Regions from separate parts of the Homo sapiens genome. Here region 2 is linked to region 1. Evidence: chromatin loops called from intact Hi-C (ENCODE). Cell type or tissue: ascending aorta. All regions are shown on one strand. Links, peaks and the distances in the headings refer to the core of each region. The heading gives the core; the rest is flanking DNA. Region 1 overlaps VAMP4 (vesicle associated membrane protein 4). Region 2 overlaps PRRC2C (proline rich coiled-coil 2C).

The links. Hi-C counts contacts between places; a loop is a spot of excess contacts. Peaks named below come from ENCODE experiments on the same cell type or tissue, not always from the same donor. Only the 100,000 strongest peaks of a DNase experiment are listed, where the experiment ranks them.
Region 2: a loop joins it to region 1, with 2.3 times the contacts of the local background. A loop is called at or near these places in 5 of 110 quality-filtered maps.

The regions. Positions count from the first base shown.
Region 1 is chr1:171,709,542-171,725,774 of GRCh38, reverse strand. It overlaps VAMP4 (vesicle associated membrane protein 4), which reads left to right. Exons shown (of 8, transcript NM_003762.5): 4 at 6,554-6,604; 5 at 14,961-15,061; 6 at 16,031-16,110. Among named protein-coding and RNA genes, the nearest start is that of VAMP4, 24 kb to the left of the region's middle. In ascending aorta, for the core only: a CTCF peak has its summit at 9,701; no DNase peak of the experiment used is centred there; H3K27ac peaks cover 2,296 bases.
Region 2 is chr1:171,566,138-171,582,370 of GRCh38, reverse strand. PRRC2C (proline rich coiled-coil 2C) reads right to left here. Exons shown (of 35, transcript NM_001387844.1): 21 at 15,950-16,138; 22 at 15,528-15,779; 23 at 14,032-14,124; 24 at 10,950-11,051; 25 at 7,243-7,444; 26 at 4,734-4,937; 27 at 2,905-3,017; 28 at 2,407-2,543. Among named protein-coding and RNA genes, the nearest start is that of MYOCOS, 48 kb to the left of the region's middle. In ascending aorta, for the core only: no CTCF peak of the experiment used is centred there; no DNase peak of the experiment used is centred there; H3K27ac peaks cover 1,182 bases.

The DNA of each region.
Region 1 (16,233 bases), core at 4,989-12,988:
AGGTTGCAGTGAGCCAAGATCACGCCACTGCATTCTAGCCTGGGCGACAGAGAAAGACTCCATCTAAAAAAAAAAAAAATTAATGGAAACCCGAGAAGCAGTGAAGAAAGAGCTTACAGGATAGATAGCAGCAAATCCAGTAACAGAAAATAGTATCATTTTTGGCAGAATGTCAGATAATGTGGGGAGATAATTTTCTATGGGTGACAAGATTGCTATAGAGTCACAAAGTGAATTGCCTACAATGCTACTTGTGGTGAAAAGCCTTAGACTAGAGCAATAGCTACCCCTCAAAAAGGAACTCATTTTTTTTAATTGTTTGCTGATTGATTGATTGACTGAGACAGGGTCTCATTATGTTGGCCAGGCTGGTCTTGAACTCCTGACCTCAAGTGATTCTCCTGCCTCAGGTCCCCTACCAGAGTAGCTAGAATTAATAGCACAAGCCTCTACACCCAGGAACTCACTATTGAATACATAAATGGAATTTATTCAGCCTTAAAAAGTTTGGAAGGAAATTCTGACATATGCTAAAACATGGATGAACCTTGAAGACTTTATGATAAGTAAAAGAAGCCAGTCATAAAAGGAAAAATATTGCATGATTCCACTTATATGAGGTACCTAGAGTAGTCAATTTCATAGAAACACAAAATAGAATGGTGTTTGCCAGGGCTTTTGAGGAAAAGGGAATGACAAGTTAGGGGACAGAGTTTCAGTTTTGAAAGATGAAAAAGTTCTAGAGATGAATGGTGATGACAGTTCATTAAGTGAATTACTTAATGCCACAGAACTGTATGCTTAAAAACGGTTAAAATAGTAAATATATGTTATATATATTTACCACAATAAAAATTTATTGACTATATATGTGTGGCTCTATTTCTGGACTCTATGTGTCTTTCTTACATCAATACCATAGTAATCACTATCCTGAGTACTACGACTTTATAGTAAGTTGTGAGGTAGTGTAGTGTATATCCTTCAACTTTGCACTGCCTTTTGAAAGTTCTTTTGGCTATTGGAGGCTCTAAGCATTTTCATATAAATTTTAGAATCATCTTGTCAGTTTCCAGCAAGCCTGCTAGAATTTTGGTTGAGATTATATTGAACCTATAGATGAATTTGGGGATAATTAACATCTTAACAATATTTGGTTTTCTGACCCATGAGCATAGTATATCTTTTTATTTATTTGGGTACTTAATTTCTCTCAGCAGTGTTTTGTAGTTTTCAGTGTCCAGATGTTGTATTTTTTTCTTTGTCAAATTGATCCTTAAGTATTTTCTTTTATTTTTTATTATTATACTTTAAGTTCTAGGGTACATGTGCACAGTGTGCAGGTTTGTTACATATGTATGCATGTGCCATGTTGGTGTGCTGCACCAGTTAACTCATCATTTACATTAGATATATCTCCTAATGCTATCCCTCCTCCCTCCCCCCACCCCATGACAGGACCCGGTGTGTGATGTTCCCCACCCTGTGTCCAAGTGTTCTCATTGTTCAGTTCCCACCTATGAGTGAGAACATGCGGTGTTTGGTTGTCTGTCTTTGCGATAGTTTGCTCAGAATGATGGTTTCCAGCTTCATCCATGTCCCTACAAAGGACATGAACTCATCCTTTTTTATGGCTGCGTAGTATTCCATGGTGTATATGTGCCACATTTTCTTAATCCAGTCTGTCACTGATGGACATTTGGGTTGGTTCCAAGTCTTTGCTATTGTGAATAGTGCCACAATAAACATATGTGTGCATGTGTCTTTATAGCAGCATGATTTATAATCCGTTGTGGGAAGTCAGCGACCCCGAATGGAGGGACTGGCTGAAGCCATGGCAGAAGAGCATAAATTGTGAAGATTTCATGGACATTTATTGGTTCCCCAATTTAATACTTTTATAATTTCTTACACCTGTCTTTATTGCAATCTCTGAACATAAATTGTGAAGATTTCATGGACATTTATCACTTCCCCAGTCAATACTCTTGTGATTTCCTGTGCCTGTCTTTACTTTAATCTCTTAATCCCGTCATCTTCGTAAGCTGAGGATGTATGTCGCCTCAGGACCCTGTGATGATTGCATTAACTGCACAAATTGTTTGTAAAGCATGTGTGTTTAAACAATATGAAATCTGGTCACCTTGAAAAAAGAACAGGATAACAGCGATGTTCAGGGAACAAGGGAGATAACCATTAGGTCTGACTGCCTGAAAGCTGGGCAGAACAGAGCCATATTTCTCTTCTTACAAAAGCAAATAGGAGAAATATCACTGAATTCTTTTTCTCAGCAAGGAACAGTCCTGAGAAAGAGAATGCATTCCTAGGGGAGGTTTCTAAAATGGCTGCTCTGGGAATGTGTGTCTTATATGTTGCAGATAAGGGATGAAATAAGCCCTGGTCTCCCAGGCCTATTAGAACGAGGAAATTCCTGCCCAGTAAATTTTAGTCAGACCAGTTGTCTGCTCTCAAACCCTGTCTCCTGATAAGATGTTATCAATGACAGTGCGTGCCCGAAACTTCATTAGCAATTTTAATTTTGCCCCAGTCGTGTGATCTTGCTCTGCCCCCATTTGCCTTGTGATATTTTATTGCCTTGTGAAGCATGTGATCTCTATAATCCACACCCTATTAGTACACTCCCTCCCCTTTGAAAATCACAACAAAATCTTGCTGGTTTTGCGGCGTAGGGGGGCATCACAGAACCTGCCGACACGTGATGTCTCCCCCAGACACACAGTTTTAAAATTTCTCTCTTTTGTAGTCTTTCCCTTTATTACTCAGACCAGCCGACACTTAGGGAAAATAGAAAAGGTCCTATGTTGAATTATCGGGGGTGGTTCCCTTGATATAATCCTTTGGGTATATGCCCAGTAATGGGATGGCTGGGTCAAATGGTATTTCTAGTTCTAGATCCCTGAGGAATCGCACACTGACTTCCACAATGGTTGAACTAGTTTACACTCCCATCAACAGTGTAAAAGCGTTCCTGTTTCTCCACATCCTCTCCAGCACCTGTTGTTTCCTGACTTTTTAATGATCGCCATTCTAACTGGTGTGAGATGGTATCTTATTGTGGTTTTGATTTGCATTTCTCTGATGGTCAGTGATGATGAGCATTTTTTCATGTGTCTGTTGGCTGCATAAATGTCTTCTTTTGAGAAGTGTCTGTTCATATCCTTCGCCCACTTTTTGATGGGGTTGTTTGATTTTTTCTTGTAAATTTCTTTACGTTCTTTGTAGATTCTGGATACTAGCCCTTTGTCAGATGGGTAGATTGTAAAAATTTTCTCCCATTCTGTAGGTTGCCTGTTCACTCTGATGGTAGTTTCTTTTGCTGTGCAGAAGCTCTTTAGTTTAATGAGATCCCATTTGTCAATTTTGGCTTTTGTTGACATTGCTTTTGGTGTTTTATTCATGAAATCCTTGCCCATGCCTATGTCCTGAATGATATTGCCTAGGTTTTCTTCTAGGGTTTTTATGGTTTTAGGTTTAACATTTAAGTCTTTAATCCATCTTGAATTAATTTTTGTATAAGGTGTAAGGAAGGGATCCAGTTTCAGCTTTCTACATATGGCTAGCCAGTTTTCCCAGCACCATTTATTAAATAGGGATTCCTTTCCCTATTTCTTGTTTTTGTCAGGTTTGTCAAAGATCAGATGGTTGTAGATGTCTGGTATTATTTCTGAGGGCACTATTCTGTTCCATTGGTCTATATCTCTGTTTTGGTACCAGTACCATGCTGTTTTGGTTACTGTAGCCTTGTAGTATAGTTTGAAGTCAGGTAGCGTGACGCCTCCAACTTTGTTCTTTTGGCTTAGGATTGTCTTGGCAATGTGGGCTCTTTTTTGGTTCCATATGAACTTTAAAGTAGTTTTTTCCAATTCTGTGAAGAAAGTCATTGGTAGCTTGATGGGGATGGCACTGAATCTATAAATTACCTTGGGCAGTATGGCCATTTTCACAATATTGATTCTTCCTATCCATGAGCATGGAATGTTCTTCCATTTGTTTGTGTCCTCTTTTATTTCGTTGAGCAGTGGTTTGTAGTTCTCCTTGAAGAGGTCCTTCACATCCATTGTAAGTTGGATGCCTAGGTATTTTATTCTCTTTGAAGCAATTGTGAATGGGAGTTCACTCATGATTTGGCTTTCTGTTTGTCTGTTATTGGTGTATAGGAATGCTTGTGATTTTTGCACATTGATTTTCATAATTTCTGATGCTACTAAAAATGACATTTCAGATGGTGTTTCAAAATTTTAAAATGTCATACTTATTGCTAGTATAAATATCATTTTGTAAATTAACCTTGTATTCTACAATCTTGCCAAACCCACTTAGTTTTAGTAGTGTTTTTATATATCCTACTGGATTTTCAACATAGAACAATTATGCTTTCTGCAAATAAAGACAGTTTTATTTCCTCCTCGTCTATGTTTGCCTTTTATTTTTTATTAGCTTATTGCTCTGATTAGAACATCCAGCACAATATTGAGTAGAGGTGGTGAGAGGGAATATCCTTGCTTTGTTCCTGATCTCCTTTAGGGGAAGCATTCATCTTTCATATTATGTTTCATTTTCATTGCATGTTGTTACTGTTGTTGTGTGTAGATTTATCAGGTTGAAGAAGTTTCCTCCTATTCCTAGTTTGTGAAGAGTTTTTATCATTAGCTGACGTTGGATTTTGTCAAGCATTTATTTTGTATCTATTGAGATGATCATTTTTTTTGGTCTGTGAATGTGTTGAATTATGTTGATTTTGAAATTTTAAACCGTCGTTGCATTTGTGATATGAACCCTACTTGGTCATCATGTATTATTCTTTTAAAACATTGTTAGAATCAATTTGTTAAGAGTTTGTTAAGAATTTTTGCATCTATGTTCATTAGAGGTATTGGTTGGTTGATAGTTATGTCTTTTTCTTGTTGTGTCTTTATCTGGTTTTCGTGGTAGGTTCATACTGGCCCTGGATAATGAGTTGGGAAAGTTCTGTCTTTTTTAGTTTTCCAGAATAGTTTGCATAGAATTCTTATTTTTTCTTCATTAAATGTTTGGTAGAATTGACAACTGAACAAATCTAGTCCTGGAATTTTCTTTGGGGGATTTTTTAAAAATAATTTTAGACCCACAGAAGGGTTGCATAGATAGTATAGAGAGTTCCTATCTACGCTTCACTTAGCTTCTGTTAATAAATCTTATATAACCATGGTACATTTGTCTGTAGTGATGTTCACTCTTCCATTCCTGTTACTAATTTATGCCTTCTTTCTTTTTTTCCTAATCAGTCTGGCTAGAAGTTTATCAAGTTTTAATTTTCAAAGAACCAGCTTTTCATTTTGTGTTTTTCTATAAGTATTTTGAAGTCTCATGTTACTTGATAGATGAAACAGACATAGCTCCTGCTTTTTTTTTAACCTGTAGTGGGGATCATTTTAATTCAGTACTTTTCAGATTCTATTTCACTTTATAGTTTCCTCATTTAATGACTGCTTTTCTTTGTTTTTCGGTTGACCAGCTCTTGTAAGTTCTTGCCTAGTTTTTAGGAATGGCCTCTGGTTCAGAATATTAGTTTTCTCTATGAAATTCAATGTTTAACATCACTTTGGAATGGAATACTGTTCCAGTATTCTGAGGCTTAGTTGGAGCTTAAAAGACTTTAAGGAAAAAGCTTAGAGGAACTAAGGCAAGATGATATATTCACACTTATACATTATGTTAAATAAGTTTCAGTAAACAGTTTTTTTTTCCAAAATTTTTTTATCAATTGCTGTATTTTTTCACCTCCTTTAGAAATTGCCATGTCTAGAAATCTAAGAACCTGGTTTCTTTTGAGTTTTGTAGTTTATGTCTTATTTATTCTGTATCTCCGGAAGAATCATGATTACTTTAAATAACCAAATGTTTTCATTTCAAGAATATTAAAATGGATTGGTTAAGGTGTGATATACACTCAACTACAATAAGGAGATAATAATCTGAGTAATGTTAAAATTTTCTTAATATCTTGCATTTCCCTTTTGCTATGTTGATAAGTTTAAGATGAATAATCAAAAACATACTTAAAATTGTTAGTGTCTTCAATGAATTTTTCTCTATATCCATCTTTGTCAATCGGCAGTTCACTTTGTAGTTTCCTCATTTCATTATAGTCTAAATTCAAGATGAATTGCGCTTTTAGTTCTACAGTTGACCATAAAGATATTAATATTCACTAGCAGTTAAGTAGTTAGGATATTTCAGAGTTTAATGATCAGAACAAATTCTGTGTAAGTTTGTTATATAAGATAATATAAACCCTAATTTCTCTGAAAGTTTTAACATGCAGAAGAATTAGCTTAATTGTGGCTAGTAATAAGTGCCAATGAAGTAAAGACATGATTACCTATTATTCAGTTTCACCAGTATCAGTAAAATGTGGTCCCTTATGATAAATAACTGATCCATGTTTAGAGTTCAGCTTGATTGTTTGTATTTGTGTATACTTTCTATCTTTTTTTTGTTTTGTTTTAATCCTGTCACTACTAATATGTACTTGGTATGTACTTGTTTTCAGAAGGGGACCATCTGGACCAAGATTTGGACCTAGAAATGATAAAATTAAGCAGTAAGTTTTGTTCATTTGTTTAAATGATAATCATATTTCTGTGTAGACTAGAGATTGGCAAACTGCAGCCTGTGAGCCAAATCTGGCTGCAGCCTGTTTTTGTAAATAAAGTTTTATTGGAACATAGCCATGCCCATTTGTTTTCATATTATCGATAGGTACTTTCAAGCTACAATGGCAAAGTTGAGTAGTTGTGACAAAGCTGTGTCACATTTTATGGCCCACAAAATCTAAAATATCTGCTGAGTGTCTGGTCCTTTACAGAAAAAGTTGTTGACCCCTGATGAAGACTAAATATAACTGCTGGGTTATAAAAACCTAATTCATTTTATTTTCTCAGAATTATAGCTAAGGAAATGCAGGATTGTTGGTTTTTTTATGACTTGATTACCTTATGTCAAATCCATTTATTTAGCATAGTCTGAAGGTCTATTTTGGTTTTAAATCTGTAGCTTGATTCCTATTTTCAGAATGATAACAAAGGTAATATAATAGCTTTAATTTGTTGATGTACTGCATGTTTTTATCTACTTCCAGAATTTTTTCATATCTCTTATTTATCATAACCCATATATTGAACTAAGTTTTATGGCTAATTTGTGGTTTAAAACCTTTGAGGTATATATTATTTGGTGATAGATGAGTATAATATGCTGTAATCAATGTGTCTGATATCGGAAAGATATGAGTCCTGACTGGAGGGGAGAAGGAATAGACAGAGCAGTGAGTCACTTGAGGGAAGGCTCTGGAAACTGACCAAGCTGTAAAGACTAACTGTGGAATGTGAACTGCATGGCCCAGGTTCAAGACCTAAGGAGGGATAATAGTCACTACCCTAAGCCTGGGTATAGATGGCACATTGTGGGAAGGGTTCTATAATGAAGTATCTAGTTATTGGTGAGATACTTGGGCTTTACTCAGGTAGCTGTTGGTGTGAAGAAATATTTCCATACTTAGCCTAATTCTAACTAATGGATTTTGAGATATGGAACCAAAGAACCAATAAATGATTACAGGTACTAGACTGGGTGTATTAGTTTTCTATTGCCATGTAACAAATTACCATAAACTTAGCAGCTTAAAACAACACACATTTATCATCTCACAGTTTCCTTGGGTCAGGAGTTCAGGCACTTCTTAGGTGAGCCTTTTGCTCAGGTTTAACAAGATGGCAATCAGGGTATCACCAGGTATGACCAACTCAGGAAGTTATCAGAATTTATTTCCTGCAGCTATAGATGTCATGGTGCTTCTTTGAGGCCAGTAGAAGAGAGAATCTGTACTGTTTCAAGTCTCTTATTTGACTAAAGATACAACAAGCCACTTTTAGATGCAATTTATTACTTATATAGTAAAAGGAAGAGTAGCCAAAGTTAGTAGCTCTCAGGGTCATTGTCCTGCACACCAAAAATAATGATACAGCTGGGTGCAGTGTTTCACGCCTGTAATCCCAGCACTTTGGGATTCTCCTTCAAAGGAGGATTGTTTGAAGCCAAAAGTTTTGAGACCAGCCTGAGCAACAAAGTGAAACCCCCTTCTCTTAAAAAAAAAAGGGGAGGTCAATGGCTGCAGTACAAATTGTGGGATACTCTATTGCAAAGGAGCTATTTCTAGGCTGTGGTTTTTATAGTCTGCACATAGAGCCTGCAGAAAGTTTATACCGCATCAGAACCTGGGAGGTGATAAGAAACTGCCTTATGATAGTCTCATAAGGGAAACAGGGAGGTGGATGGAAGAAGACCTCATGAGCCACTCATTCTCTCATGTTCCAGGGAGATCACAAGCATTCTACCAGGACTCAAATTAGCTGTAGTTCAAGCCTGTGTGGCATATGTGGATGCCAATGTGTAATGTCTGAACCATTCTCCTGCACTGAGCCAGAATGACTTCTTTATCCACTCACATGTTCTCTTTTGCCTAAGCTGCCACTGGAGAAGAGGCCTCCACTGATGACACACCTATTTTTTGTCCTGCCAGTATGCTCTGTTTCCTGTCTGATATCCTTCTGAAGAGTGAACCTAGTAAGGGATGTTGCCGATTGGGGTCTTTTGAGTATGATTTTCCAGCTGAATCCCCAAACCACCACCAGTTGTACAGAGTAGGCATTAAAGAATATATGTCTATGTTAATGAATGCCAAACATACACACATGAATTTGTATATTTATGTATTACACTATTAATATCACAATAACTTTGGTGATCACAGAATTTTAGAATAGTAAGGGATTGTTAAGTATAGCGTTTTTTACTCTAGAGCTGAAAGCTTGCTGGATTTAGTTAGAATAAGGTCGTTCATCAAGCATGCATTAAACCTTGATTAATGCTTATCTAAGCAGGGCATGACTCACCAGTGTGCCCAAGATGGAGGAGCACAACTTGCCACACAACTTACCCAATGACAAATCCCTGGCGTTATTTTAGTACCCAAAATTGCTAGCACTGGTCAGTTTCTTTACTTAAGCTGTTATCACCACTTAATTTATAACATTTCAATACAGAGTGTTTCCTACTGCATAGATTAGCAACATCATTGCTTTCTTTGAACTTCATTAGCCACATTTATTAGTGTTGATAACAGATTAATCCTACAAAAAATACTTGACATCACTTCTTAGGAAAGACTCTTTTTGAGGACAATTTTTAAATATTCATATGTCTACATAAAATTTATGCTTCTCTTTGGAATGTTTCCTTTGCTTTTTAAATTTTGTTTTGTTTTTAAAGAGAGTTTGTTCAAACATAAATTATGAGGATGGACCACCTGGAAATACCAGCTCCAAAGGAATGGAGTCAGCATTCCAGAGTAGAGAAGTTAAGGTTTCATTTATATAAGCAGACAGGAACTTTTAGCAGGATTACATTTCCTTTGCCTTTAAATTAAACAATAGCATTATAAATGCCACTGTAGTGAATTGTAGACATTCTGTGTTAGGAGTAGGGAATCTCCCAATTATAGTCTTGGTCAGACCAGCTTAACTTTTATGAGATTCCCTCCCCGACACCCCAGGGAATGTTCCATGGTGTAACAGCAATATATATGTAGTTGCAAAAATACAGCTTAACTTTAAAACTTCTTTTGTCAGCAGTACCTTAAAAGACCAGAAGATGGGGATATTAACTATGAAAATAAATATTTTCTTTCAGGGATTTTTGCTTTGTTTGTTTTTTGAAACAGGGTTTTGCTCCATCACCCAGGCTAGAGTGCAGTGGCACAGTCACAGCTCACTGCAGCCTCAAAATCCTGGGCTCAATTGATCCTTCCACCTCAGCTCCTGAGTAACTGGAAACTTCAGGCACGTGCCACCATGCTTGGCTAATTTCTTATAGAGACGGGGTTTCCCTATGTTGCCCAGACTGGTCTCAAACTCCTGGACTCAAGGGATCCTCCCACTTCAGTCTCCCAGAATGCTAGGATTGCAGGTGTGAGCCACTGCACCTGGCCAGTGTTTTCTTTATAAAATAAGGGGTGCGTATTGCAGAGCATGAATTTGTTTCTTAATCGAAGGGCACTGACATTTATCAAGTATGTGCTATGTGTTGGGCACTATGCTAAGTGTTTGAATAACACTATCTCATTTAATTCTCACAAGTAAAGTAGAGATTATCAGCTGCATTTTAAAGGTGAGAAAATGTTAGGCTAAAACAGGCTTCCAAGGTGAATTCCAAAGTCACATACGTAGTAAGGGATAAAGTTGTATTGCAAACCCAGGTTTGTCTGAATACAGAACCCAGGGGCTCTACATTATACCATACAGCTTCTCTGTTGGTAATTAGAATAGAGCCATTTCAGAAATACAGGTGCCGTCAGACTCTAAGAGGATTTAAAACAGTATTGGAAATGTCTTTTCCTCATTGTGTTCTCTCTCATGTCTTTTATTATCTTATATGAATAGCCTTTAACTGGCCATGATATAAAAATCTCCACCCTTCCTTCAGAAACTAGCTTTTCCTTTGCGTTCTTAATTTTTTATTTTAGTTAATAGCCATCGTCTACTACCAGTTAATTGCTCAAATTATAAATCTAGGAGTTGTCTACTCTTTTCCCAATTCCTTCACCCACATCCAGTTAATCTCCTAGTTCTTAAAATATTACCTCCTCTGACATATATTTCCTTATCCTAGAACTTTCTCACCATCCACTGCCTCTTTTACTCTGCCTGATTAACTCTTGACTCCTCAAAACTCAGCACAGGGGTCTTGATGTCATCTCTGGTCCAGGCTGAATTCATCAAGGCTACATGACTGATACTATGGGCTTCCTTCTATTATATCCCTTAACACATGGTAGTATATGGATATCAGTTTTCCCTACTGGAGTATAATCTTTCTAAATACCAGGCTCATAACCTTCATGATGATAACCTTGATGAATAGCATAATAATAACTTTTTTTTTCTTAGACACAGGTTCTCACTCTTGTCACCCAGGCTGGAGTGCAGTGGTATAGTCTTGGCTCACTGTAGCCTCCACCTCCCGGAGGAGGATCCTCCCACCTCAGCTTCCTGAGCAGCTGAGACTACAGGTGCACACCACCATGCTCGGCTAATTTTTGTATTTTTTGTAGAGACAGGGTTTTGCCATGTTGGCGAGTCTGGTCTCAAACTCCTGGGCTCAAGCGATCCTCCTGCCTCAGCCTCCCAAAGTGCTGGGATTACAGCCCTGAGCCACCACACCTAGCCATAACTTTTTAATGTTTTTTGAATGAATGATATATTTAATTCAGATTTGAAAATATTTGTTAAATGCTTACTTTGTACCAGCCACATTTCACTTGACCTGGGAAATTAAAGAATAAGTGGGTTAGTCTCTGTTTTTAAGGCATTTATAGTATAACAATGGGGACAAGACCAATGTGAAATACAAATAGAAATCAAAGGACTATAACTATTGTGAAAATGTAAAAGATCATGGGGAAGTATGTTATCACTTGCTTTGTAAACCAAACTATCTCCATATTAAAGTAAATAAGCAGATCATTTTCTTTCTTCTACAAAAATTGTGTTCTGGGTAGGGAAACATCCTGAAACACAAAAACAATCATGAGATTTTACATCATTGAGTGAAGGTTACATAGTAGCTGGATTCAGAGTGTTACACCAGCAGATAATTAATGTGTGAAGGACAAAGCAGCAATAACTCACTAATAGTGTAGCAGAAAAATTAAAATATTTGCGGTTTCCATTATCAATAGTGATTTATTACATGTGTGCCATGTTGTTGAGGGAATACTTGTAGGTTTATGATACTCTAGTAAGAATCTAGAATTTTATTGGTTCTGTCCCAATTAATCTGCCTATATCCATGGAATCTTATCCTTAAAGGGTTATGTTTTTTTTCCTTTGAGACAGATCTCTATTGCTAAGGCTGAAGTGCAGTGGTGCAATCACAGTTCACTGCACCTTAACCTCCTGGGCTCAAGGAAATCTCCCACCGCAGCCTCCCAAGTGGCTAGGACCACAGGCACATGCCACCATAACCAGCTTATTTTTAAATTTTTTTGTAAAGACAAGGGCTCACTCTGTTGCCTAGCCTGGTCTCAAACTCCCAGGCTCAGGGGATCCTTCCACCTTGGCCTCCCAAAGTGTTGAGATTACAGGCATGAACCACCAGGCCTGGCCTTTAAAGAGATTCTGGGACCATAATTATTTTATTAGCTTTTTGTTTTCATTTTAAAAGTATATATAATGTCTACGGCCATACCACCCTGAATGCGCCCGATCTCGTCTAAGAGTACGTATAGTATACATATATTAATATCCATAATAGCTATAATCTGATCGTGTATAGGAGCCTTAGTACATTTTATTCATTCCCTTCCTGCTATAGCACCCTACTTTAAGCCATTAATTATCGTCACTTGCATATGACAAAAAAAAAAAGCTGGCTGGGAATTTCAAAATTGATCCTTGATGAACAGTAGCTTTGCTTTTGTTTGTAGTTAAATGGAGGGCTCTACAGTCACTGCTTTATATCTCCTCCTCAAGTAGCTGGATATGCTTTATAGGATTTATACTCAAACTGTTCATTTATTTAGCAAATATTTATTGAATGGCCACTCTGCCCCATGCACCACTATAGGTACTGGACTTACAAAAGTGAACAAAATAGGCAAGGTCACTGCATTCATTGAGCTTACCTTCTAGTGGGGAGAGGCAGAAAATAAGCATGTAAATAAGTAAATAGGTACAATTACTATTACTTTATATTTGCTTACATGCTATAAATAAAATAGAGTAATGGGGTAAAGCATGCTGTTTCACAGCTATAAGGTTAATACAGTGCATTCAACATAATATGTTCCATAAGGGCTGGGATTATCATCTGTTTTGTTCAATGTTATTTCCTCAGTACCTAAAACAGTACATAGTAGGTTCTCATTATTTGCTGAATAAATTGATTAGTTGTGTATTTGTGCCATTGTTCTTAAATAGGATGAACACCTTTAACTCTCTACTTAGGGGATTAGGAGTTGCAACAAGATGTCTTAGAGATTTAGGGGTTCTTTCAGATTTGTTTGGGCAGAAGAGAATTCTGCATGCCCAACTTTGTTGAGCTTCAGTCTTATATCCTCCAGTGGAATAATGTGTGGGAAGCACAGAACTCTGGGATGCTGTGAAAAATCTTGAAGTTTATGTGTGGGTAATCAGTGGGTGTACATAATGCTTTTAACATGGGAGGGAAGTGACTGTCATCAAGCTTAGTAATTGCTACTTGAATCTGAGAGTACTTCTGAATCCACCTATGTCTAAGTGGGCCTTCATTTTGTTTTTATAGCAAACTTTTTGAAGAACTAGCTCAGTGATCGGAAAGGATAGAACTCTTTCAAAATTAAACATGACTGTGCCTCACCCCTCACTTACTACATTAGTTTGGGGAGTTGTGTGGGGTAGAGGGCGGAGACCATATTTGTGTATTGTAAAAAATTTTTAAAGCCCCCTACACACTTCTTCCTTTTCCAAGTAGAAACACAATTGCATATCTACATCTATTTAAATATATATACATTTAATGTTTATAACCATCATGGACCCTTAATGACAGGCTATGTTTGGAGAAATGCATCATTAAGCAGTTTCATTGTGTGAACATCATAGAGTAGTATACTTACACAAACCTACATGGTGTAGTCTGCTACACACCTAGGCTATATGGTATGGCTTATAGCTCCTAAGCTACAAACCCGTACAGCATGTGACTGCACTGAATACTGTAGGTAATTATAACACAATGGTAAATATCTGTATGTCTAAACATATCTAAACGTAGAAAACATGCAGTAAAAATATGGTATTATAACTTATGGGACCAGTGTTGTAAAAGTGCTTTGTCATTAACCAAAATGTTATGCAGTACATGTCTGTAGTCGCTAGTAATCCAATGCACTTTAAACAGTGTTTAGTATGAGGACCATGGATTTGCTTTATTTCTCCTTTTAAATATTTCATTGTTGTGACTTATTTCGTAAAGTAATTTAAAATAATTTTTGTGGTTAGAGCAACAGAGGAGAATAAGACACTTAAAATAATTAAACATGTCCATGTTTGTATACTCTGGAGGTAACTCCTGAATGAGAGTAGATAGCTGAGGACAGTTATTACAATTTTAAGTTTAGGTTAAGTCTTTATTGAACAGCCTGAAATTTGGTTAAAACAGGCCCCCATCATCTAATATAAAGGATGAACAAACAATCGAAAAACAGAAAACAATTTTTTCCTTTTTGCTTCCTGGTGGGTACTTCAAAATATTCCCAGGTGTCCCCAGTTGTCTTATATCCTGTTTAAGAAAAATCTGATGAGCAGTGAAGAATTCTACCCATTGAGCATCAGTATCTCTTAGAATATGCCCTACATTTCCATTTTGGAAACTAGGTATGTTTCATAAGCCTTTACCTTACCTGAGCAAAAGGTATGTTAAAAAGTATGTTAAGGTACCTCCTTTGTTAGCCTTCATGTATGAAATATATGGCAAAAGTAGGCTACAGCGGTGTCTATGTGCTGCCTCAATAGCCTGTTGAAAAGAAAAACTGATTATTTTTAGTGAAGCTGTTTAACTAAATTCTGTACTTAACGGGCATGCTGACAGTACATTTAACTTGCTTATGAGTTACAAGTCAGAAGCAGGGCTAAAAGTAAGCTATCTTTAAATATTACTTTAATTTATATCATATTGTCTTTCATTATCTGAGTACTGAAGCCCACAAATGGAAGAACATTGCTACAAAGTCTTAAATTTAAATTTTATAGTTGAATAATTCTCTGAGAATTTGCTATTCTTTATTATGTCTAATGAAAGTTTTAAAAATTGTAAGCATTCTCAAAAGAAGGATAAATAATTGTGTATCTTTTTTAAACTAGTGTTCAGAATCAAGTGGATGAAGTTATTGATGTCATGCAAGAAAATATTACAAAGGTAATTGAGAGAGGGGAGAGACTAGATGAACTACAGGACAAATCAGGTACAGATCTTCATGTATTTCTTGATATTACTAATCTGTTTGCTAGTTTTTGTCTTCTACTTGTCTAGCCAACGTTTACAAATCTTGGCTTAGGAAATTGGCATTTGGTTCTTAAGTATATGATTTTAATGGTTTAATTTTAACTCCTTTACTTTGAGTCATCTTATTGTTTCATTATTTTTTAATTGTTCAGTGGAGAATGAAGAATTTAAAATTTCATTGTTGAAGAGTGAAGAGTAGAGCTGTTTTTTCTTTTGCCCTGTGATATTGATGAACTTTGTGTTTCTCATGATCTCAGGGCCTAAAGACCTACTCACTTTTCAACACTTGTTTCAAACTTATCTGCTATTTTTATTTTATGTTTTATTTGGTAACTTAGTCACCTTTCTTTACTTTCAGTCATTACACCTATAACCTATACCTATACCTATACCTATACCTGGCACGTACTTGCCACTCAAATATTGTTTGGTGAATGGCTGAATACCTGATTAATCTTTGACAGACTTTAGAAAAAAAAAAAACACCTCGCTTAGTCACATTTAAAATGTATATTGTTTTCCTTTAAAATCAGTCACTTTTGATATCTTCTAAGAAGCTAACTTCTCAACATGTAATTTTTTTTCTAGAGGTGTGCCAAGTATTTGAATTTTTAAAGAGTATTTTTCTTACTAGATTTCCTAAGTTTATTTATAAGCATTAAGGCCCTAAAAAGACTTTTCTTAATTTTATAATAAAAAAGAAGTGAGCAAACTGATCTGCAAGCTGTTTTTTGCTTTTTGTTTTCATTTTTTTAATAATGTAGAATGCCAGAGTTTGTGGGTGGAAAAAAGGGAGAATGCTGTTTTCATGCTTAAAAGGGAATAAATTTGCAGAAGTAGAAATTAATATTTTCTTATCTTTGTGTGACTAGATAAAAGAATCCTGTTATGTCGTTTAATCCTTCTCTCCATCCTCTATGTGATATAGAAAGCTTATCGGATAATGCAACAGCTTTTAGCAACAGATCCAAACAACTTCGAAGGCAAATGTGGTGGCGTGGATGCAAAGTAAGTAAATCAGAAGCTACTGGATAGACTGGTCAGCATCTGAAGTGGTATTCAAACACATGAAGAAAAAAGGGCCTCTAGAGCATAACCTCTGTGAGAACAGGGCCTATAACTGTCCTGAGA
Region 2 (16,233 bases), core at 3,998-11,997, 140 kb after region 1:
AGCAACTTATTTCAAGATTTAAAGCCCTGTATACAAGGAAGCTTCACATGTAAAAGTTCTGTGAAAAGGCCTGTTCTCCCTAAGAAGTGGATTGCTCTTTCCTTTTGAACAGTGAGAATAATTCTCTTTTTGTGTTCACTACAAAGTTCAGAACAAAATCTCTTTTTCTCTTTGGCAACATTCTAATTCATAGCCCCAATAGCCCCAACTTTTCTTATTTGTATTTCATTACTTCCCCACATATATTTTTAATATAAATGGCCTAGCCTCAAGATCTCCATGGAATAAAGCACAGTAGTAGCTCATGTCAGAGTTACCCATGAAGATTAAGCAAGCAAACAAACAAACAAGAACATAAACCAAAACCAAACCAAGCCAAAACACACCCCCTCAAAACAAAACCACAATATGCCAGAATCTAACCCCAGACTTCCCTATCATCTGAGATGGATGCCTCCAGTCTACACTTTTAAGATGCAGAGATAAAGAATAAGCACCTAAATCAAAAGTAGTGGGTTAAAGAACATTATGCTTTGTTGCTTTGTTAAAACTGACCTATGTGGCAGGAACAAAAGCCACTAAGGAAGAATGCTAGTCTAGGATCATAGCAGTCTTTACAATACCTACTTATAATTTATGTTTCAAACACGAGGTAAGAAAACATGAATATACTGCTATAAACTATCCTGTCTTTGCAGAAACCAGTTCAGAGATTCCCTAATAAACACTATGCTGATTAGGTTAAGGAACAAGCAAGGAATGTTTAGGGATAAAATAACTGCTTTCAAAATCTAAACCTGTACTTTCCAATGTGGTAGCCAAGTGCCACAATTATATATGTGTCTTACATTTTATTTCTATTGACCACGTCTGGTCTTAAAAAGTATATCTTCCAAGACAATTAGTGAAATGGGGATTACAAATATAGTACATTGCTACTCCACCTCCCACGGCCTGTGGAAAACATTACTAATTAATCACTGTACTCTTTTTCACAGTACTGAAAAGCGGTTGCAAACTTTTCAACAGTGTTTCAAGCAGCCAATACAATTTAAAAGGAGACTGGCTTGTGAGATTAAATCTAGCTGCTATTCCTGTGTCAGAAATTTTCAAGTTTTATTTTTAATATAAATTCCAAGATAATCCCAAATTCAATACAAGACTTCCTTTAGCTTCTAGTTGGGGCTTCTAACGGGAGAAAATAACGAAATTAAATGAGAGTAAAATGAGGAGGGAAGACCTACAACAGCTATATAAGTAATGATACAGGTGTCTTAAATTTTACTAAAGCATCTTTAATCAAAAGGTAAAAATAAAAGCCACATTTATGAGGTTTACTAATGACTAGGCTCTCTGTTAAGAAAGTTTCATTAGCTGAACCTGGCTTCTCTAGGAGTATCATTATGGTAATATAAAACATACTGTATTAACTGATGACAGGTTTAATCTATAAAGTATAGAAATTCTATCTGAACCCACTTCTGAAAACAAATTCCTAAAAACAAATGCACAGCCTTCCTAAACTAAGTGTCCTGAATGTAACTTATTTTTCTTTATGATGATTTAAGGCCACCATCATGAGTATGGATGACAGCTATGCCATGATGCACTGCTCCTACTATCTGACTCTTACTCACTCTTCTTCCCTCATTAAACTGGAAACCAGAGACACTGAGGGTCTGCCACTTTATGTATAACCTCAGGTTAAAACAAAACAAAACAAAAAAAGCCTCACCCTCTTCAAGTCCTAACATCCACATGTTAAATGAGGGTGACTTATCTTAGGTGGTTGTGTGAAGACTAAATTTAGTTAATGTATGTGAAAGGCTGAATATCTATCATATATAAGGAAAGTTCAATAAAAATCAGTTTTCATTATTTCCCTAGTTGCAAAGGTAACTTACAGTGCATCTGAGTGAATTTTTGGAAAAAATGCTTTCTTCACTACACAGCATATTTATCATCATTACTTCCATGCTTTGATATTTACCCCTCTCTGTTCTGTTATATTCCACCCTGCCCTGCACCCCCTAACATGATGTAGTTAACTGCCATGCCTCAGCTCGTACATAGAGGAGATTCAGATTTATAGTTTTTGGTAGCCAGATGGCACACATACTTTTAGGTTCTTTAGCAGCTACTTTCTATAATTTCTAACAGTTTTGGGGTTGCTGTTGTTCACTACTTCAAGAGGGTTTGAAACCTGACATTCTTTAATAAGATATGGTTGAAATTACCAGAGGCTGAGGTTCATGACATATAATCAACATGCTCAATTAGCCAATGTAGTTTATAGCAGAGTCATCCTAGGTTTTTTTGGGAAGGAACAGTATGGATTACGGCAAGGAGGATCAGCAGTTACAATGTTTTCAACATCATTACAAACATAACTTTTAAAGCATTTACCTATATGGTTGAAGTGAGGAGCTGAACAATTCCTGAGCCTGGGAAACAGCAGGGCCAGCCCCCAAACTCAGTTGGGCTTGATGCTGCCCTTGCAGTGGTGCATAAATAGGGATTGGAATCTGCTGAACTGAAGTTGGCTGCAATGCATTGAGAAAGTATGTAAACATATATATCAACATCATACAGATAAATCATTAACACTGGAATATAAAAATTTGAGACATGAAAAGAGTAAAATTAATACTATATATCAGCTCCATTTTAAAACAAAACTGAATGTAAACATCTAAATTTCCCTTTCAACCCACTACTTATTCTACATTATTACTATTAAGCTTTGGTAAATTTGGGAAAAATTTTAAATTTTGCTTATAGAATATCAAGCTAATCGTGGGTAGCTTGTAATTTCAGAGTCTATTATTTATGTTCCAAGATAACTATTATAACCACAGAAATGCGAAGGAACAAATACAGGATGGAAGAAGTCTTTGATATTACCTGAGAGAGACCTGGTTGGAAACCCTGTTGTTGAGCCAAGGATGGCGGAGCCAATCGTGCATGTTGGGTATTGAATAAATGACTTGTGTCCATATAGAAGGCTGGGATTTGAGCTGTAGACCATCAGGATAAACAAGCAGTAGTAAGTGTCCTAATTTCAGAATTTTCCAAACAGTAAATAAAAACCAAGTTTTGTAGCAGATTCCAAATTAAGTGCACCCTCTGAAAATACAGCCATGGAAAAACTAAAAACGTGACAAGATGCAAATGTGAAAAGATGGAAAACTTCTAGTAGACAGGTACACACAAACATAACTAGTACTTGTGAAGGCATGAAAAAAAAATTTATATACCGCCAATGGGGTATAGATACGCAGATTTTGTCAGTGGTAAAATTTCACATAATCTACTAAAATTGAAAATGAATCTACCCATTGAACCAGCAATTCTACTCCAATTTTAAACCTACCTACTAGAATCTAGCAAAATATTTAGAGGATTGACATTTAATTTTAAAAGTTTGGTATAAATTTTAAACACATTTCTATGTATGATACATAATATTTGGTGACTTGCTGTTTTTTTTTGTTTTTGTTTTTTGTTTTGAAACAGTCTCGCTTTGTCACCCAGGCTGAAGTGCAGTGGCACGATTGATCCCAGCTCACTGCAACCTCCACCTCCCGGGTTCAAGCGATTCTTGTGCCTCAGCTACCTGAGCAGCTGAGTGTGCGCCACCACGCCCAACCAATTTTTGTATTTTTAGTAGAGACGTGGTTTCACCATGTTGGCCAGGTGGGTCTTGAACTGCTGGCCTCAACTGATCTGCCCGCCTCAGCCTCCCAAAGTGCTGGGATTACAGGCGTGAGCCACGGTGCCTAGCTGACTCGCTGTTTTTATATAGTAGTATGTTCTGCAGAACTCCACATATTATTACGACGAGACAGGGCCTCACTCCGCCAGGCTGGAGTGCAGTGGCATGATTATCACCTGGGTTCAAATGATTCTCTCACCTCAGCCTCCCAAGTAGCTGGAACTAGAGGCATGTGCCACCACATCCAGCTAATGTTTAAAATTTTTTGTAGAGATGGGTCTCACTATGTTGCTCGGGTTGGTCTTGAACTCCTAGGGTCAAGTAATCCTTCTGCCTTGGCCTCTCAAAGTGCTGGGATTATAGGTATGAGCCACCACACCCAGCCTATATATTGTTTTTAACTTGTCATTATTAGAAATAATACTGCAATGAATACCCTTACTTAATCTCTAATAGCTTAAATGTATCCATATGAGATTCCTAGTTATGAAACTGTTACTACAGTAAGTATGTACACTTATATTTTCCAAGACACTTTTAAAAAGAATTATGCCAATTTAGGCTGGGTGAGGTGGCTCATGCCTATAATTCCAGCACTTTGGGAGGCTGAGGCAGGAGGATCACTTGAGCTCAGGAGTTCGAGGCCAGCCTGGGCAACACGGTAAAACCCGTCTCTACCAAAAATGCAAAAAAAAAAAAAAAAAAGAAAAATTAGCTGGGTGTGGTGGTGTGCTCCTGTGGCCCCAGCTACTTGGGAGGCTGAGGTGAGAGGATCACTTGAACCTGGGAGGTGGAGGTGGCAGTAAGCCAAGACCGCGTCACTGCAATCCAGCCTGGGCAACAGAGCCAGACACCATCTCAAAAAAAAAAAAAAAAAAAAAAAATGCGAATTTAAATATTTACAGCAATGTACTTTAAGAGCCTTATGCTTAGCTGAAAGGGTAAGAAGAGACAAAAATAAGCATTTTAGTAAGTCTTCATTTTCTAAATTCCTTATATTCAAGCCTAAAAACATTACCTGCTGCAGACTGAGACACATAAACTTGCGGATTCTGTTGCTGCTGGGCAATAAGGGAAGGCATACAGCTTAACTGTGAAAAATGACTTGCAGAAGGCAGGCTGCTTGTCTGTAACTGCTGAGGTTTCACTTTACAAATATTTGGAGGGTCCGATGTGGTTGTAGATTTTGTGCTCAAAGAAGAGGTAGTGTATGTACCAGCTCCTATATTTGGGGAAGCAAATAAAGGGGAAAATAGAGCATATTTAAAAGTGTTGCTATTGTTCACAGTACCAACCAGAAACTGCAAAATTAATGTTTCTACCCATCACGTACTTATATACTGCTTCAGGCCAAAAGTAGATGAGGTAGCTTATAAAAGAAAAGGTAATTATCACCAAATGTAAATATGACTAGAAAATATGGAACAATAAACAACAGAAAATCAAAACAAGAAAGAAACAAAACACAAAATTAATAAAATGAGGCTGAGAGCCTATGTAACTGTTATAGTTTAGCCAGAAATGATTTGTTTTTTAATCATCACAAAGAATAGGATATATAATCAAGAGCTTCATTCACTTATGACCACAGATATAAGGACACAAAAGAGAAAAGTGCTATACCTTAGAAATAATTATGAATATACATGGGCCTTGAAAGATCTCAACTGGTCCTAAAATGTCACATAAACTTAAGGCTGGATTTCTCTCTCCTGCAAAAACTGGCACATGTTGAGGCCAGGAGTATAAGACCAGCCTGGGGAACATTGTAAGATCCTGTCTCTACACAAAATTAAAAAATTAGTTGGGCATGGTGGTGCCTGTAGTCGCAGCTACTTGGGAGGCTGAGATGGAAGGATTGCTTGAACCCAGGAGTTTGAGGCTGCAGTGAACAGTGATGACATCGCTGCACTCCAGCCTGAGCGACAGAGCAAGACATCAACTCTTAAAAAACAAAAAAAACCACACAACTCCAAAAACAACTAACCAAGAAACAAACAAAAACAAAACAAAACCACCTGGTATATAGTAATACCTTTAAAACAAATTAAATAAACTACTTAATAAGTAAATAGAATTATAAAACTTAGGTGTTAGGGTTAATTTGTTTTATTGATTAGTGAGCTATTATGACTTTAGTACTAGCCCAAAATGTCAATACTGGTATTTGATTAAAAAGTAATGTATAAGTTGTCATTATCTTCAGATGATGTTCCACCTGAGAGTGGACCAAAATTCAAGTGCTTCTATCCTTCTAGTGAATCATCTACCAGTAGGATGACTAGGCAATAAGGGCCTTGTTAAAAAAATTATCCTAGTCAAGCACAGTGGAGGAAATCTAGACCTGGGGAAACGGGTTAGTTGGGTTCCAAAGAAAGAACTAGGAACCATTATTTCCAGATCTTCCTACCATACTCTCCTGTTTCCTTTACACCACCTTCACTAACCCCCCCATCCCAAAGTGGACTGGGGCTCAAGCTAGTCTAGTAAACATAAGTGAAGATGCCTTGGCAAATGAGTGGTGGAGGAATGCTAGGAAGGGTTTTAAAGTGAAAAGAAATATAGTTGGAACACAGTTTGATTTAAAATGTTAATGCAGCGTAGAATCTCGGGAGTTTGTGTTAATATATACTTCTGATTACAGACAATATCAAAATAACTTGTATAAACCTAAGACCAGCTTTTTGGTACCTAAAAATAGCACGGTGGGCTGGAATACTAAAAAGCAATATTGAATGAGAACCAGTCAAACAAAGTAATTTATATCACTGGAAAGGAGCTTCCTACTGCTTTGGAAGCAGATAATACTGAGAAAGCTTGAAATTAAATTTTATTTTTTCAACAGAAGAAACTTGGTTCTACATATGGTAAAAGGAAAAGGGTGTACTTTTCTAGAGTCAAGCATTTTGGAAACATCTGTGTTTCTTTAAGAACCGTAAGGCCTCCAAATAATGAGATAGTTCAATGAAAAGATTACACACTAGTAAAAATTTAAGAAAATCTAAGGAAAAAGAGCAAGAAAAGCACCTTCTAACTTTGGGCACCAAAGGACTCTCCTAAAAAACAAAATAAAACAAAATCCAAACCAAACTAAAGCCAAATCCAATGAATTACATCACTCAAATAGCAGAGGCTGAAAATTCTCCATCCCTAAGTCTTTACCAGAAAATACGTTATCCCAACAGGTTTAGGCCAACAGCACCTTCAAATTAGATACAGATTGTCAAACATTTAAAAGAGGTGTGATTCTCTGTTCTTTTTGAGCTGATCTAGTTAGTTGTACATACATAAAAAATGACAATCAAAAGGTGAACTTCCTAGAAAAATTTAGAGGAAAATGACATTTTAAAAAGCAATTACTGGCCACATGTGGTGGCTCATGCCTGTAATCCCAGCACTTTGGGAGGCTGAGGTGGGAAGATTGAATATTACTATTTTCGGAGGGCTAGAGATAGTAAACAAGAAGAGATCATAAAAAATTTTAAATAATGTAAGATATTTAAAGAAACAGAACGAAAAAGTTCTACCTGATAGTGATGCTGTAGGAGTGACTGAAGCAACAGGAATCTGGGGCATGGATGCACTTGAGAACGAATTGTAATTAGCAGTGCTTGGTCCACTGGCACTACTGCTGACTCCAGTTGCAATTGGAGGTGCTGTGGAAGTTACTGGAGACCCCTTTTCCCTTACATTTGGAGAATTCTCCCATGCTTTGCGTGCAGACTCCATCTGCAATAAAACGGACATTTTATAGTAAAAAAATGATGTTAATACAGAATATACGTATGTATATACATGTATCAGTATTTAAGTGCCAAATATAATCTTTCAAAAACCACACACACACAAAGATATTTAAAGAAAATCTAAGACCCTAAGACCCTAGGGATTTCAGACTTTCCATTTGCCTCTTTATCTTTGCTCCATTACTCAAATTGGGAGTGTGAGAGTGTATCATTTAAACATGAGCCCTTATCCCTACCAGTGAATAAGGAAAGGCCTTCCCCCAGTAAATATCCATTCTCTCCATTCTTTCTTTTTACTCCAATGCTTCTTAAATGGCAAATGGCAGGCATCTTTTGGTTGGCTGCTTCATGCTCACAGTGTTTTAAAAGGCAAGGTAACAAGATAGGTTTTAGGCTTGGGTGCAATAGAAATGCTTTTGTTTCACATCCAGATCTCAAGCATTTCATGTACCACCAGATGTAACCATTTGCATTTATGACCCCTGGTTTCAGCTGTATTTTCTTCTCCTAGTTTCTTAAATGGCAGAAAATGGCCTTATTTCAATCTAGAGCAGCACTATTCAGTAGTTTTCAACAGATACATATCTAAATGCAAATCAAATATGTAATTTTAAATTTTCTAGTAGCTACATTTTAAAAAGTAAATACAAATAGATTATATATTTATTTTGAAAACATTTAATTCAACCCAATATTTATAATATTATAACTAAAACACTAATGAACATAAATTGATATTTTATAAGTTTTTTTAATATTAAAATTTCATATGCAGTATACATCCAACATAATCTATAAGATCCAGCTGCAATGACTTATGAGAGAGGAACTTTTTCAAGTAACATATTTAATATCACTGTTAGGAACTTTGTGAGTCCTTAAAGTATCAATTTCTAAAATTTTATTTTGGTTATAAGAATTTTGAGAAATAGAGGCCGGGTGCGGTGGCTCACCCCTGTAATCCCAGCACTTTGAGAGGCTGAGGCAGGCGGATCACGAGGTCAGAAGTTCGAGACCAGTCTGGCCAACATAGTGAAACCCTGTCTCTACTAAAAATACAAAAAAATTTAGCCGGGCGTGGTGTGCGCCTGTAAATCCAGCTACTCGGGAGGCTGAGGCAGGAGAATTGCGTGAACCCGGGAGGCAGAGGTTGCAGTGAGCCGAGATAGCGCCACTGCACTCCAGCCTGGGCGACAGAACGAGGCTCCAACTCAAAAAAAAAAAAAAAAAAAAAAAGAATTTTGAGACATAGTACATATTTTACCCTGCCTTCCTTTAAAAACACACTATTCATAATTTAACCTTTTCTTAAGACTAATTGTTATCATTAGATATTTAAAATACAGAACTTTTATATTTGAGAAAAATCTGAAATCTTTTCTTTTTCTCAAAATCACTTGGTTGATTTCAAATGTGTTTTATTTTAAAATAGAAGTCTTGGGGGAATTTAGGAAGTAAGCTAGAATATAATTTACCTGTACCATCTGAGATTTTGTGGTTTACGGCAAGTTGACAGAGTACAATGTCTTTTATGCCAATTTTGTTTTACTGGGAACATATAAATTAAGTTATAGCTAATCAAACTTACATAACATACAGGCCACAAGTTTGACTTGATTCCATTCCTTAAGCAGAAAGATAATTTGAAGTTTTTATTTTCGGAAATTCAGTGAAACTAAAAGTACAATTAGTTAATCATACTCATTTTTTTCATATTTTGTCAATGATGTCCATAAAAACTTAATGTCGTCAATAGGTTCTTGGAAACTGTGACTAAGCCCAACAATGTATAATCAATATTTTTTCTCATACACTTTAGAACAAGTGGCACTGAACCAAATGATGCTATTCTATGGATCCATCATACAGTTTTGCTTAAAGTTGCAGTTTTCATGAACCCACTGATAATAAGTAAGAATTTACTGTGTAATATAACTTTTCTATGCTTTATGTATTACTCCAACAAAAAGGAGATGGCAGAGGAAGTAAAAATAAAGAAATCAGAGGTTTTAAGCTAATGTAATTTGACTTAAATTTAATTCTCAATGTGTATATTTCTTCTTGGAATGTTAAAAACATGAGTGAAAGGCAAAGTTGAATAGGTATTCTAAAGAAATAAATACTGGCTTAAAAATAATTAAAGATGACATTATATTTGCTTATGTGAAATTAGATTATTTACCTTGCTAGTATAATGATAAAAACCATAAAAGTAAGACTAAGTAAGGAACACAGATTAAGACAGTCATTCAAGCCAAAAGACAACAGAAAAGGCTGAACAGGAATTGGCAGTAAAGACTAGGCAAAGACAGGGATGGCACAAAGCAGAAGCTGTTGTCTTATAAAATTTTATGATCTCAAACTTATATTTGTTAAGCCTCTTACAAAGAAGTTGGGCAGACAGGGGAAAAGATAAGGGGACAAAAGTAATATGAGTCCAAAATGAATATTGGCCACACTGTAGAACAACAAAGTTCCTGTGACCCCAACTGAAGATCATCAAAGAGATTGTCAACCAGTGCAACATCAGGAAGCCCTACTATATTAGAGATTAAGAACTTCCCTGGATTATGAACAAAGAACATCAATGAGATAAATAGACTTAAAAAAAATCTTCCCTTGGCCAGGTGTGGTGGTTCCCACCTGTAATTCCAATACTTTGGGAGGCTGAGGCAGGTGGATCGCTGGAGCCCAGAGTTCAAAACCAACCTGGGCAACATGGCAAAACCCCATCTCTATTTAAAAAAAATTTTTTTTTAAATTAAAAAAAACCTCCTTTAATTCCATGTTTGCACTTTTTTAAACTACTGACTACTCCAAAGACGAACTGATTTAAAATACTCTCAAACAACACAACTGTAAAAAATCATTAACATAGCTCAAAATTATAATAGATTAAAAAAAAAGGCCAAAACATTTTGACATCAAAAAGCGCTGAATCTCTTTTGTCCTCTTATTAAATAATTATCCAAAAAAAATCAACTGAAAATCTTCTGACATCATCTATAAAGCATACTTGTCAATTATCTTCCCATAAAATAATCATACAGTGTTCATTCAATTCACACATAACTTACAGGGAAGACAAACAACATTCTTACTATTATCAGTACTTAATATTTTGGTAACAATCATAAAAACATGAAATAATTAAGATTTTATTTTTTGTATACAAACCCATATATCCAAAAATTATTAAGATCTCTGGGAGGAACTTAACACAAACATGGAAAAATACTCTCCTGTATTTTTAAGACAAAATTCACAAGCATAATAGGCCTCACTTTAAATATGAGGATATCACGTCACCACTTAGTGGTATCAGAAGCTAATAAAACTGTAAGGTATAATTTGACAGCACTCTATTTCCTCAGCTTAGTATTGTTGCTTACCACATAAATCTAGTAAAAATACCCCACGAATATTGTTAACTTATGTCCCCTTGCATGCAACAATTAAGGACTCTTAGAGATGGATGTTGTACATACCTTGAAGGTGAGGCTGAAAGTAGTGGGAGGAACTGAAGTTAGGCTGGAGCTCTGTTGTATAGTCTCCCTCTTAGGGAGGGGAAGGGTGTTGGGCAGGGGCACCTGAAAAGGTAGGCAACACATATCACAATCTAACTATGTGTCTACTACGAAAGCCCCATTAAAGACAATGCTAAGGTGTTCTAAGGGTAGTGTTTATTTTTCATCAGAGCTAACAGAAATATGTGATTACTTAAGAGTCACATTGTGTTTATAGTAGTTGGTAATTAAGGATACCTCAGATAAAACTTCTGAAGGGAAATTATTATCTGCCTTTTTATACGTTAAGTTGGCAGAAAGAGAGTCTGCACCAGATATAAGGTGTATACTCAGAAGGCAGTGCTTCTCATATTTTAATATGTACATAAATCACCTGAGGATGCTGATAAAAAGCAGATTTTGATTCAATTGGTCTATGTTAAGGCCTGAAATGCTGGGTTTCAAACAAGTTGCCAGGTGATGCTGATGGTGCTGGTCTACAGGCTGCATACTGTGTAGCAAAGCTCTAAGGAATAAAACCTTCACCATATATCTACAGGTTCCACCAGAAGTATTTAACATGACAGCAAAAATATAAAAAATTAATCTCTTTCCTGCAATATGGTTAACTTTTATAACAAGATTCAAGAACAAAAGTAATCTTGGGAAGAAAGTATGGACTGTTAGCACCATCTCATTACAATAAAACTGTTCTGCTATAGTAATAATTATGGCAAATATTGTTAGAAACTTTAAGATATTAGAAACTCACTGCCTTTATCTCTGGATCTTGGGACTTTATTATGTATTACGTTTTGGATGGTTCGTTCAGTTGTTCAGGAAAAATAACTGGGATGCTTGAGAGTTTTAAGATAATCACTTTGTGATACTATGGACTACCTAATGGAGATTCTTTCATACATGTTGAAAGCAGCTGTGCTATGATAATCCAAAAGGCCACCTGCATTTAATCTTCAAGACATTCAAGATACAAGATGATTGTACTACTGAGTAATACTAACCAACATGTATCAGTTAAGACCATAAAAAAGTGTATTAAGCCCCAATAAGAGAAATAAGCCATTTTCAAGTATAATTAAGAAAGACAAAAGTTCTATGTGCAAAATGGAACCCCCAAACAGACAAGTGAAAGAAAAAAGGACATCTCAAGAGGTCCTAAATTTTTTCCCATGAAGGACATTCGTTTTTAACTCTACATTGAGTTCAGAATCACCAACACACTTGGCACAAGTAAGCAACACCATGAAATCCTTTCAAACTGATGACCATTTATAATGCTCCCTAACCCAAACTGATCTTTCTGCTTTCAAACATACCCTGGCTACACTGCTAACAACTGCATGCAGACTATTCACCTATATATGAGGCTGGGTCTGTTGTCTCCAGTAGTTACCAGTATATAAGTCGCTCCATTAATTAGCCTTACAGATCACACAGAAACCATCAAAATGCTCATCTGGATATTTTCAATGAATTTTAAGGGTTCTGAGAATAATAATTTTTTCTTCCTTATTTTATATATTTTATAAATCATATTTTCAGAGGGTAGTTTCGCAAAAAGCATCATATACTTTAAAAACCACTATCGTAGAAATATTCTGTATTTTTTAAAAATGAGAAAAGACACAAAGTATAATTAAACTTTATTGAGATCTTACTGATTGAATATTTCATAATCTAGACAGTGATATCACAGCACTTAAACTGAAAGGAAGTCTTTTCCTCCTTCCCAAGTCTTCCATTATTTTTCACAGGAGGTATAAGGAGTTAAAAAAAGAAAAAAAAAACCATATATATATATATATATTTAAACCACTTTCATAAAAGTGGGGGGTGGGTGGGAGGAAAGTTGAACAAATCACATTAATCAGCTCCTAGAGAGCTCTCAACACCAAGAAAAAATATGTGACTCACTCCTTTCTATTCCTTTTCTCAGCTACATATTTAGTACAGTCCTTCAGCTGAACTACAAAAATTGGATTAAGTGACCCCTAATGCAGCTCACCTTTCTAAAATTCCATATACTTGATGCTAGAGGGAAGAATAGAAAGCATAGAAAAAAAGTAAGAAGATAATAAAGATTTTTATAACTCAAAATGATAGTTAAAGCTCTTTGTGACAGACCTTTAAATATTTATCTGTAAAGGATTTTTTTAAAAAAAGGATGATCAACATTTTAGTCTGATAGCCTTTACTTATTACAGAAGGCTATATTTAAAACAGAGAGCACTAACCAAATTTCCATCATACCTCTCTCCAAAATAAGGACCATGCAAGTAACTTTTAAAATGTTCTTCTAAATAAATGACACTGTATAACTATGGCAAGCTACCTAATGTTTCTGGGCTAACAATTTTTCATCTATCAGACAGTGAGCTAAGCAAAATGATGAACTGTACAGACTTTTAACACAACCTTGAATTATATTAGTAACATGGTTGCTCTGGAAAACTAGGTCCTAAGTTACAACATGACTTAACATCACCTTATATTAGAGCATATCAGAGTGTTTGGCGTACTTATGTATACAATACAATATAGCTCAATCTACACAACAAGAATGTTGTTAACACGCTGGTATTTTTTCTTTTTTAAAGACATACTTGATTCTTTGGGAATTCTATAGTTGTCTTTTAATTCTAATTTTAGTTATCTTAAATAAGTTGGGTTTCACTGAATTATAAAAAGGTTTTATGTAAGAACAAAATCACCAACCGTTCATGTTAAATTTGTAAATGTGAGAGCTAAAACAACTTCTTACCAATACCAGGTTAATAAGATTAGTATTTACACGAAACCAAGCCTACGCACCACAAACCTTCATCTTAAATGGAAAGCAGATGGCTTTCAGAGGAAAAATAAAAAACTCAGCTTTGACTATTTTTGCTAATTATATTACAGTACTCCTAAACACAAATTTACTATCAACTCTTTCCCTGAGTTAAATATTGATCACTACAGTAAATAAAACATGAAATAATGTGCTTGATAATAATAGCCAGGTTCCAATCCAAACTTGCCACATCTCAAACTGATTACTTACATTATTAACCAAAGTATCCTCCATCTTTGTATTATTAGTAGCCACGGTGTTAGGCAAAGAAGAAGAGGGTGTAGTATAGTCTGTTACAGACTCCTGTGAAGTAGTAATAGAAAAAAAATACATTTTAAACTGAATTAATTGCTCACTTCTTCCTCTTTTTTTTGAGTCTCGCTATCATGCAGGCTGGAGTGCAGTGGCATGATCTCAGCTCACTGCAACCTCTGCCTTCCAGGCTCAAGTGATTCTTGTGCCTGAGTCACTGAAGTAGCTGGGATTACAGGCGTGCGCCACCATGACATTAATTTTTGTATTTTTAGTAGAGATGGGGTTTCACCATGTTGGCCAGGCTGGTCTCGAACTCCTGGCCTTAAGTGATCTGCCTGCCTCAGCCCACCAAAGTGCTGAGATTACTGGCATGAGCCACCACGCCTGGCCAAATTGCTCACTTTCTAATGATAGCCTAATAGTTGTAAAGTTGTTCTGGAAGAAAGCAGGGGAAGAGAGCAGACTTTAAGACTCAACTCACTCAATCAACTAACAATGGAATAATACAACATGGACTCACGATCAAAATGATAGCATTTCAACTACTACTGCATTCTTGTACATTTAGTACTAGGAGACTGTCAACAGTACCAAATATTTATTTCTGTAGGTTATTAAAAGAATCTTTTGTGTGTTTCCCACATTCATTCTTAGCTTACTATCAATTACCAAGATCTTAGTTGTTGCAATTACTCAGGTTTTAGGGTACACTCCTTGTTTCCTGTCACAAATCTCATTTTGAAATATGGCAGAGTAGGACCACATAAGCTATTACTTATATGAATTCAGCTGTATGGCAATTAAAAAGAGACTAATATTCAGATAATATAAAAAATTGCATGTAACTTTTTCTCAGAGTTTATGTCCCAGAGTCAATATAAAATCGCAGATATGTTTGCTATTCCCATGAGTGTCTGTTCCCATGGTCAATCAACATATCTTGTCTTAATGAGCATTTTTAGATACACGTTTCATTCAATGTGGCCCCTAAATGTGAGTCAACAGCCTCCAGTGTTCAACCAAAGAAACAGTAATCTGTTCCAACTATGAAAAAAAACTGGCTATACTGGAGTTAGTAAAAGTCTGCCTTATTTCCTGACTTTAGAATGTCACCAGTGGGCAAGATAAAGCTCTACTGTAATTCTATTTATATTAAAAGTGATATAGAGCCATCTTTCAAAGTATTCAGATTTTGTATAGATGTTTTTCACTTTAAGCTACTCAAATAGTCCAGAATTCAGAGTAAATTTCCTCAAAAAGAAATATAATTTGCTATAAAGAACTTCTTTAGATTACATATGCAAATCATGAAACAAAATCTTCTTTGCGGAAATAATCTATAGAGTTATATGCCTCAGCAGGAAAAAAAAAAGCAGACTGTTGCTGTTCTTCTCGTTCATTTTAGACATGGCTTGCATCTGTTGAACTGGTAATCCCTACATGTGGCTTACCTTTGCATTAGTACCATATTCTGCAGATGATACCGAGATCATTGTTCCTATTTCAGTAGACATTTCTGAGACTGCTTTAGTCTCCTTTGTCGTGACAGGATCTGTGCTTCTGACTGTAGCTGGGCTTGGTTTCTCTTGTCCTTCTGGCTCCACCTGTTGGGCATCTTTTACTTTTCTATTTTTTAATGAACGTTCCTTTCCAATGGGACCAGGTTTGTGTTCTTTGTTTTCTACTGGACTCAAATCTGGAAGCTAAAGTCAAATGTTTATGATAAAACTATGTTTATGATAGATGAGTATCTTTCATCATTGCACCATGATCAAAGATATTCATTAAAATTAAGTTCACTTTTAAAAGTATTATTTGCTCTTCATGTCAGTGGCCTTCATAAAATTTTATCTGGATTATAAAGTATATTTACCTTCTGGGCTTTGATAGGTCCTGCTCGTGGCTGCTTCTGCCGCTGTTCTTTAGGTTCAGGTATTTTGTCAGCAGATTTTTCCGAAAGCACAGGAACAACTTCATTTTCATTTCCATTTGAGGCTGGAGCACCAAACTGAATTGTGTCAGTTCCAATTTCGAGTCCACTTTCTTGACCATTCTTCGCTCCCTAGTAAAAGAATATTTTAAAACTTGCTTGCAAAGTATAGTTCAGATGTGACTGATTTATGAAGCACTATACAGTTTAAGTACAATAGAAGGTTT